Regions from separate parts of the Homo sapiens genome. Here region 2 is linked to region 1. The links are chromatin contacts, found by Hi-C or POLR2A ChIA-PET in ENCODE. All regions are on one chromosome and are shown on one strand. The core of a region is the stretch at or near the end of the contact, and the rest is flanking DNA. Distances in the headings are between cores, read along the strand shown. Region 1 overlaps DLGAP4 (DLG associated protein 4). Region 2 overlaps TLDC2 (TBC/LysM-associated domain containing 2).

The links. Hi-C counts contacts between places; a loop is a spot of excess contacts on that map. ChIA-PET counts read pairs that join two places held with the same protein, here RNA polymerase II (POLR2A). Pooled maps may share reads with other maps.
Region 2: a map of mesothelial cell of epicardium shows a loop between it and region 1 (10-fold over the local background). The contact joins two enhancer-like sites. A Hi-C loop is called at or near these places in 2 of 168 maps with a recorded cell type or tissue (OCI-LY7 and mesothelial cell of epicardium) and 2 of 50 pooled maps. POLR2A ChIA-PET finds 5 or more read pairs at or near these places in 3 of 52 experiments (AG04450, activated B cell and activated T-cell).

What each region holds. Positions count from the first base shown.
Region 1 is chr20:36,524,999-36,529,375 of GRCh38, forward strand. It overlaps DLGAP4 (DLG associated protein 4), which reads left to right. Exons shown (of 13, transcript NM_001365621.2): 12 at 853-1,008; 13 at 1,815-3,635. The coding sequence ends at 2,033. All of the region lies in intron 2 of DLGAP4-AS1 (DLGAP4 antisense RNA 1), which reads right to left. Among named protein-coding and RNA genes, the nearest start is that of MYL9, 14 kb to the right of the region's middle. Within about 2 kb of position 2,638, at least 8 of the 41 ENCODE cell types and tissues checked have a DNase peak (open chromatin) inside an H3K27ac peak, as active enhancers do.
Region 2 is chr20:36,888,345-36,892,721 of GRCh38, forward strand. It overlaps TLDC2 (TBC/LysM-associated domain containing 2), which reads left to right. Exons shown (of 7, transcript NM_080628.3): 6 at 907-1,059. The coding sequence ends at 1,042. It overlaps SAMHD1 (SAM and HD domain containing deoxynucleoside triphosphate triphosphohydrolase 1), which reads right to left. Exons shown (of 16, transcript NM_015474.4): 16 at 1,885-4,377. Among named protein-coding and RNA genes, the nearest start is that of TLDC2, 14 kb to the left of the region's middle. Within about 2 kb of position 2,372, at least 2 of the 41 ENCODE cell types and tissues checked have a DNase peak (open chromatin) inside an H3K27ac peak, as active enhancers do.

The DNA.
Region 1 (4,377 bases), core at 1,388-3,887:
ATGAGGTCAGGAGATGGAGACCCTCCTGGCTAACACGGTGAAACCCCTTCTGTACTAAAAAGACAAAAAATTAGCCAGGCGTAGTGGCGGGTGCCTGTAGTCCCAGCTACTCGGGAGGCTGAGGCAGGAGAATGGTGTGAACCCGGGAGGTGGAACTTGCAGTGAGCCGAGATCGCGTCACTGCATCCAGCCTGGGTGACAGAGCGAGACTCCGTCTCAAAAAAAAAAAAAAAAAAAAAAAAAAAAAAAAAAAAAACAAAGAAATCCCACTGCTGGGATTGGTGGCTTGGCTTTCTCCCTCCCTCTTACCTGTTAGGAGGGCTGGCCCTGCCAGGGTCAAAAGCAAAGTCCTGGGCTGTTCTGCCTGTGGGAATGTGTGTACTCCCAGCGGGAGGCAGTGGAGTGAGTGTTTGTCTCCAAGACCTACAGAGACTTGGGGGTTGCGTTGTCATGGAACAGAGTGACACGAGGGAAACAACACAGATTCTGTGACCTTTCCCACCTGGGAGTGAATCGGGCTTCTCTCGGTGTCACTGTCACACCATGGCCAAGAACTTCTGTTTCTTCCCTGCAAAACGAGAATACCTGTCTGCTAGCATACACATACATTAGGGACAGGAGTGCCTTCCTTGCCACAGCCCTTAGACTATCCCCCAAAGATCCCCACCACTAGGGCTGGTGCTGACCAGAACTGGCTTAGATTCATTCATACAGATACTTACCCAGACACTAGGCCTCAAGAGCCCCCGCGGGTGCTGGCAGGGCCCAGAGGAACCCTGCTTGTTGGGGGGTTGGGGGGAGCAGGACAAGCCTCTGCTGAGCTGGCCCCACTGATCCCCATCTGGCCCACAGAACCCTGATGCCAACCCACGCCCCACAGCCCAGGACCTGGCAGGGTTCTGGGACCTGCTACAGCTGTCCATCGAGGATATCAGCATGAAGTTCGATGAACTCTACCACCTCAAGGCCAACAGCTGGCAGCTGGTGGAGACCCCCGAGAAGAGGAAGGTGAGCATGGAGCAGTGCGGAGGGGAAGTCCAGGGACAAATTCCTGGTCGGCAATAACGCTGCCCACATCGGTCAGTGCTGCTTGGCTCCCTTCTCCGTGTGTCGTCTTTGAGCTGGGGTCTCACATCCATCACTGCGTGGGGTCCATGCTTGGCACTTGTCTGGCATGCCGCTTGCTCCGTGTAGTTGAGGCTGCCCCTGAAGCATGTGTCCTGCCCTGCATGTCCAGAAAAGGGGATCCTGGGAGAGGCACGCCCACAGCCTCAATCACGTTATAACAGAGGAGGCAGCAAAAATGGTCCCTTCTCCTGGGGCCCTGCTGCCAGGAGTCCTGGGGTCTGGAGCCAGCTCTGTGACCTTGTGGTAGCCAGCCTCTTCCCTGAGGCTTCCTTCTGCAAACCAGAACCAGTGACCCCTGTTGAACCGTGGCCCTGTCTAATCCCCTAGAATAGCCTGTAAAATGGGACCTGAAGCCCTAAATTTGTCTCTGACTGTGACTCGGGCTAGTTCCTGCCCGAGTCTCGGGCTCCCGGTGATTCAACATGAGGGTGGACAATGGGATCTGCCCGTCCCCGCTGCTCGAGCGCTCTCGGAGTCTAGGCTTGCTTTCTGCTCCAGTGCCTTGAGCTCTTCCCACTGTCAGTCATCGCTTCTCGTGGCTTCCTGATTCCAAGTGTGTGTTGCTTGTGCCCGATGCGGGGAGGCTGGGGTGGAGACTCCAGCTGCCGGCATATGGTGGGGGTAGTGCCACACAAAACGTGGCACCTTTATTTTATTTTTGTTCTCTCCTCACTGTCTCACTAAAGGAAGAGAAGAAACCACCCCCTCCGGTCCCAAAGAAGCCAGCCAAATCCAAGCCGGCAGTGAGCCGCGACAAGGCCTCAGACGCCAGCGACAAGCAGCGCCAGGAGGCCCGCAAGAGACTCCTGGCGGCCAAGCGGGCAGCTTCTGTGCGGCAGAACTCAGCCACCGAGAGCGCAGACAGCATCGAGATTTATGTCCCGGAGGCCCAGACCAGGCTCTGAGACCATGCAGGAGGAAAGAAACGATTTTAAATCATTAAAAACACAAAAACTAAGTGCGAACGGAACAGAGTTTTCTCAACCTTTGCTATGGTTATTCTGTCTAGAGACCCTGAGCCAACTTTCAAATTGACGCATACAAGGGCTCACAATTTGGCTTTTTTGGGTCCCTCCCAGCTTTAGGTTATGAAGATTTTACTCACAAAAAAAATCAACAAAAATCACGAAACTAGAAAACTTTTTTTTTCCTCTTGCTGGCCGTGGTGGACTAGATAGATGGACGTCGGCAACTCCCGGCCCAGCCTCCATACTGCGGTCTTTTTACTCGTTCTATCTGATGAGAACTCACACTAGCTTGTTTACAAGATGACGACAGTCCAAGGGCAGCCTTGGGCACCTGCCATGTCCCTCCTTTCCCCAGCTATCCCCGCTCTGACCTTGATTTTCATTCTTATGTTTTTCTCTTTTCCCTTCAGAGCTCACACAGTGGTCACCATTGTGGCAAGCGGCTTTCTGGGTCTCAGCCCTCTCTGCGGTTGAGGGCCCAGAGGACAGAGAGATGGACATGCGTCCCCTCCCTCCCCCCGCCAAGTGCTCACACACAACCTCACGCGCACACACACACACGCAGATGGAGGCGCCTCACTGGGAGGTGCCCCGCCAGCCCTGGGCAGTGTCAGGCAGGACTCACTCACCGCTGAGCAGATGAGGGAAGTTTTAGTCTTGGCGGGTGGAAATGAGACGAAGCCACAGTTATCACACTCCAGACTCCTGCCCTTTTATTTTCTCCAGCCCCTTCTTCCTTCAGCAAAATCTAGGACTCCCGAGTGGCTTCCAGGGGGCCGTCAGTCCTCAGCCGCGCCTGTGTCCGGTGCCCGAGGGGCGGGCGGCGGTGTCTGTATGTATGTGTACATATGCACATAGACCTTAGAGTGTATAGTTAACAAACGCCCATCTGCTCACCCATGCCCACCCAGCGCCGCCGCCGCTGGCTCTCGGGGCACCTGGCAGGAGGCGGGTGTGTGAATAGCATATATTTTTACATGTACTATATCTAGGTGTGTGTACAAGTGTGTGTAAAAATATATACCTTGTGTGTAAGCAGCCCTTTTTTTTTTTGGTCTCCACCCCCCTCCCCCCGCCCCGCACTCCTAAGGGCCCATCTGCCCAGCCTCTGAGTTTTCTGTTCTATTTTTTTTTTAACCCCAATTATCCTTCTCTCTCTCCTGCCCCCGCATCCCACTCCCAGGGTGTCACGAGCCCTGAGCTGCAATGGCCCGGGCCTGCAGGGCGGGGTAGGGGAGGGCAGGGGCTGAGCCCCGAAGCCAGCTCAGTACCTGAGGGGCTGCTCTATGCTGTGTATGCGCCTCTCTGGCATCCGAGACATCCTCTTGGCTGGCGCTTGCTGCAGGGGGGGACCCCCCCCCGTCCCCAGGTGAACCAAGGGTCTGCTCCGGGGCCCATTTCCAGCTTGGCCGCCGTCTGTGACCTTGGGCAAGTCACTTGACCTCTGTGTGCCTCAACTTCCTCCTCTGTAAAACGGGGACAGTCCCTGCCCCTCCCTACCTCACAGGCATGTTGTGAGAATAAATGAGGTAACGTGTACCAAGGGCTTGTGGCATTATTGCAGGGGGATGAGCAGAGTGGGCCCAGGAAACTGAACCAGACCCCTCCCAAAAGGCAGCTCTGTGGAGACAGCCTGATGGGAGTGCCAGCCGGGATGCCAGCTGTCACATGCCAGCTCTGTGATCTGGGGCGGGAAGATGGAGCTGACCGTCCCCTCTCCCGAAAATCAGTGTGCAGCACTTACCAGCTTCCTGTTTGAAATAAACCCTTGAAAGATAGATGCTATCACAGGAGCCAGGATAGGCTGATAAAGACGACCCTAGAGGACAGTTTACACCCCCCACAGATCCACAGTCTGCACATTCTCCAGGGTGGGGTACTCGGTATCCCCCTGCCTGGCAGCTGCTTCCACTCTGTCAGGTGCGAGCCCTGAGTGCATCTCCAGAGCACCTCCTCTACAGGCCCAGTGCTGGGGCAGAGCTCGCTCTGGTGAGGGAGACAGATATTGAACGTGACAGATAAGGTCAAGTCAATGACAGGTGGTAAAAAACAAGACGCAGCAGAATGAGGCTGCAGGACCCCGCAGCGCGACCACCAAACCCAGCCTGGGCAGGAGTGTTCTGGTAGAGACCAGAAGGATGAGTGGGTAGCCAGCTTTCAGGGAGGGAGCGGCACGCAGTCCTGGCAGAAGCAGGAGGTGCCAAGCCCCAGTGGTAGGAACATACCTTTTCCTTTTTTTTTTTTTTTTTTTTTTTTGAGACAGTCTTGCTCTGTCACCCAG
Region 2 (4,377 bases), core at 1,122-3,621, 360 kb after region 1:
CCTCAGCGTCTCGAGTAGCTGGGACAACAGTTGCCCACCACCACGTCCGGCTAATTTTTGTATTAAGAATTGCTATCTTGGACCGAGCGTGGTGGCTTGTGCCTGTAATCCCAGCACTTTGGGAGGCCGAGGTGGGCGGATCACGAGGTCAGGAGATCGAGACCGTCCTGGCTAACATGGTGAAACCCCATCTCTACTAAAAATACAAAAAATCAGCCAGGCGTGGTGGTGGGCACCCGTAGTCCCAGCTACTCGGGAGGCTGAGGCAGGAGAATGGTGTGAACCCGGGAGGTGGAGCTTGCAGTGAGCCAAGATCGCGCCATTGCACTCCAGGCTGGGCGACAGAGCAAGACTCCTATCAAAAAAAAAAAAAAAAAAAAAAAATTGCCATCTTGACCAGGCGCAGTGGCTCACACCTGTAATCCCAGCACTTTGGGAGGCCAAGGCAGGCAGATCGCTTGAGGTCAGGAGTTCAAGACCAGCCTGGCCAACATAGCAAAACCCCATCTCTACTAAACATACAAAAATTAGCCAGGCATAGTGGTGGGCGGCCTGTAATACCAGCTACTAGGGAGGCTGAGGTAGGAAAATTGCTTGAACCCGGGAGGTGGAGGTTGTGGTGAGCCAGGGTCGTGCCACTGCACTCCAGCCTGGGTGACAAAGCAAGACTCCGTTTCAATAAATAAATAAATAAATAAATAAACAAATAAATAAATAAAGCTCTTAACCCCATGGGGAACAATGTGCTGAGTCCCCAATAATTCAGTATAAATTGCTTTAAGGGGCGATAAGACAGGTGAAACTGGGCTGCCGTCCTGGCATGGCCAAGAGCTGATGCTGGTGGCAGAGCCTGGGGGTTTCAGCACACAGGAGTGAGCCGCACCAAGACTGTCCTCTTCTCTCTAGTGGCCGGTTTGGGCTGTGGTTGGATGGAGACTTGTTCCGCGGGGGAAGCTCCCCTTGCCCGACCTTCAACAACGAGGTGCTGGCCCGGCAGGAGCAGTTCTGCATCCAGGAGCTGGAGGCTTGGCTTCTCAGCTGACAGCCCTGCGGCAACAGGTACTCAGCCCTGCTCATGATGCCACCCAGGCCTTCCTGACACACAGCAGCCTGTGCTGTTTGAAACACAGATGGTGAAGGGCCCTAGAGTTGGCCGAGGCTGCTGGCCAGCCTCCTTGTGGCCTGGGGACCCAAGATACAGGTGGGGGCAGGCACTGCTCTTTTGCAGAGGTGACTTTGAAGGATTAAAAGACGCTTACACCTTACTCAAGCAGCACAGAGACCCTAAGCTAACAGGGTCTTAGAAAACTCAGAAAAATCCACATCTCTTCCCCGCTAGTGCCTGCCTCCTGGCAAAGGGAAGATTTTTCACTATGCTGTTCCTCGCCAGCTACTGAACGAGGAAAACCAACCTCATGAACATTATCATTTTAGAGGTTCTACAACTGATTCATGTTTATTGTAGAAAAACCAGAAGACGTTAAAAAAATTAAAATTGCCTAAAATTCAACCCCCCCCAACTCTTAACATTTTCATGTATATCCTTCCAGACAATGTTCCATGAATGTGTGTGTGTGTGTGTGTGTATACTTACAAAAACAGGATTCTACTCTGTATGTGTGGAAATGATTTTAACTTACAGAATATTGTCAAACCTTAGAAACCTGGGCTTGAGCACTGGAACTAATAAATACTGTAGCAGCGTCGTTCCTCCTCTGGCCTGCTGCAGAATGTTGAGGCCTTTTTGTCTGCCACCAGTGCCAGGTGCTTGTGAGTCTGTTATTTAATTTCACAATGAAGGTATGAAAGGAGTAAATGAGTAATATGCATTTTTGGACAAAGAGGTCGAAACCTTTGTGGAACACAACTTTCAAGATGGAGATATATATTCACGAAGCTTTATTGCAGCTGTTTCCCTTACCCAGTTGAAGTGGCCAGTCATTTTAATTTGCAGTTCTATTTACATTCCCAAGGTAACCACGTTCAGTAACTCTCTAGAGGCTAAGCTGTTAAAATTTCCATTTTTATACAAATAGCAAAGATATTTCTTTCTCTTTCTTTCTTTCTTTCTTTCTTTTCTTTCTCTCTTTCCTTCCTTCCTTCCCTCCTTCCTTCCTTCCTTTCTTTCTTTTTGTTTGAGACAGAGTTTCGCTCTTGACCCCGAGGCTGGAGTGCAGTGGCCTGATCTTGGCTCACTGCAACCTCTGCCTCCCGGATTCAAGCGATTCTCCTGCCTCAGCCTCCCGAGTAGCTGGGATTACAAGCACACACCACCACGCCCGGCTAATTTCACCCGGCTAATTTTTGTATTTTTAGTAGAGACTGGGTTTCGCCATGCTAGCCAGGCTGGTCTCAACTCTTTACCTCAAGTGATCCGCCCACCTTGGCCTCCCAAAGTGCTGGGATTACAGGCATGACCACCTCGCCTGGCCAAGAAAAATGTAACCTTGTAAATAGCACAGCGTTCTCATAATGGAAACAGTTGCAAAGAACATAAAGTACAGCTGCGTTACATGTAACAAAAGATGCAAACAAAATAGATTCAAGTTGTTTTGCAGACAGCACAATGATACAATATTAGGACTACAGAATCTCAGAGTAAACCACAATGATTTAAAGGTAAGATACACAGAAATAAAATGATTTTAACAGAAAAATATGACATTCCTGACCTTAGGTCTGGGCACATGATGTCTGACCCCTATAGAGGCACCTTGGCTAAAATGGGAATGACCTAGTGCCATGGCTGACCTCACTTGTGCGTTGCTGAGCCCATATGTGAACAAATCCCCTTGATACAGCACCATGGTAGGCATGAGAGGAGAAGTGTTTTAACTATTCTCTTATGAATTGTAACCAACCCTTATTATCTACTGATGGATGGACAGGGGGTGGGGTGATCATACAGGATGGCAGACATTCCAAGTACTCTTCACCCCAGTGTGGACGGAACAGAATCTGGCTACACGGTGGCCAGTGATGGACTGCTGGGAAATCTGCTGGCCTGTGGTCTGAGTTCCCCTACTTGCTCAGGCTGCCCCTCACTCCCAGTGTGCCAGGGAGGCTTAGTCCGGGGAGCATCAGAGCAGAAGACATTCGGGGCTCATGGCTCCCATCCCCACTGGCCTGTATCTTCAGCACCCTCTGGCCACCACCAGCTTTGGCTCTAACTGCAGACTTTGTTCTTGGTGAATTGCTATAGAACTGGGAATGAGGTGTGCCCTGGGCACAGGGGCACTGCCCCACCAAGGTGGTGCCCACTCCACTGCTGGGAAAACGAAGTTACCTAGCGGAGCCTGGAGCCCACTGGGTGGTCACTAATTTCAGCACAGGCAGTGCAGTGTTTGTGCTTTTTTTTTTGGAGATGGAGTCTCACTCTGTCACCCAGGCTGGAGTGCAATGGCGTGATCTAGGCTCACTGCAACCTCCGCCTCCCAGGTTCGAGCAATCCTCCTGCCTCAGCCTCCCAAGTAGCTGGGACTACAGGCACACGCCGCCACGCCTGGCTAGTGTTTGCTCTTAAATACACAAAATGCACTGAACCAGCAAAAACAAAGTCCCAGGTCTGAGGAGCTCTGAGGATGATGCCTGTGATGGCCTCTGGCCAGCTCTCCAGGATACTGAGAGAGCAGGTCAGGGGAGGCCTTCTCCAGGCTGGGCAGTGGGAAGGCCCTCTGGACCGGGGGAGTGAGTATTCAGGGGACAAAGGCACTACCCGGGTCTGGAGCCGCCACGGAGCCAGGGCACAGCCTAGTTTGGGGGATTCCTCTGTCACTGGGGTAGGATCTCCCAACAAGAGGCGGCTTTATGTTCCACTCACGAAGAGGCCAGAGCTCTCAGATCTTCCCCAAAACCTAATCAGGCCTCTCACCAGCGTGTTGGAGGCCACTCCTGGCCATCATCTCCAACTCTTTACCCCAACCTGGCACCTTGTAGGGGGCTAGAAGGGTGAGGGGAGGTGTCTTTCACTTATGCTTAGGTCACTCTTAGAGGACTATCCTCAAACTTGAGGTGACAGGGAACTCTTCACGGGGGCAGGATTTGATGTTTTGTTTTTAGCCATGTTTGTCAATGACAATGTCAATTTCTAGTTCCAATTTGTACCCTTGTCTCATTTCTACATTAAAAACAAAAAACAATCATCTGTCATAAAAGTTCAGAGTAAGCTGGGTGTGGTGGCACATGACTTTAGTCCCAGCTACTTGGGGGGCTGAGGCAGGAGGGTCGCTTGAGCCCAGGAAAGTTCGAGTCCAAGCTGGGCAACAGAGCAAAACCTTGTCTCTTAAAAAAGAAAAAAAATAGAGTTCAGAATAGATAAAAGAGTTGTTATTCTAAGAAAATAGACTACTGAAGGAGAAAGGCTTTAATAATATTAAA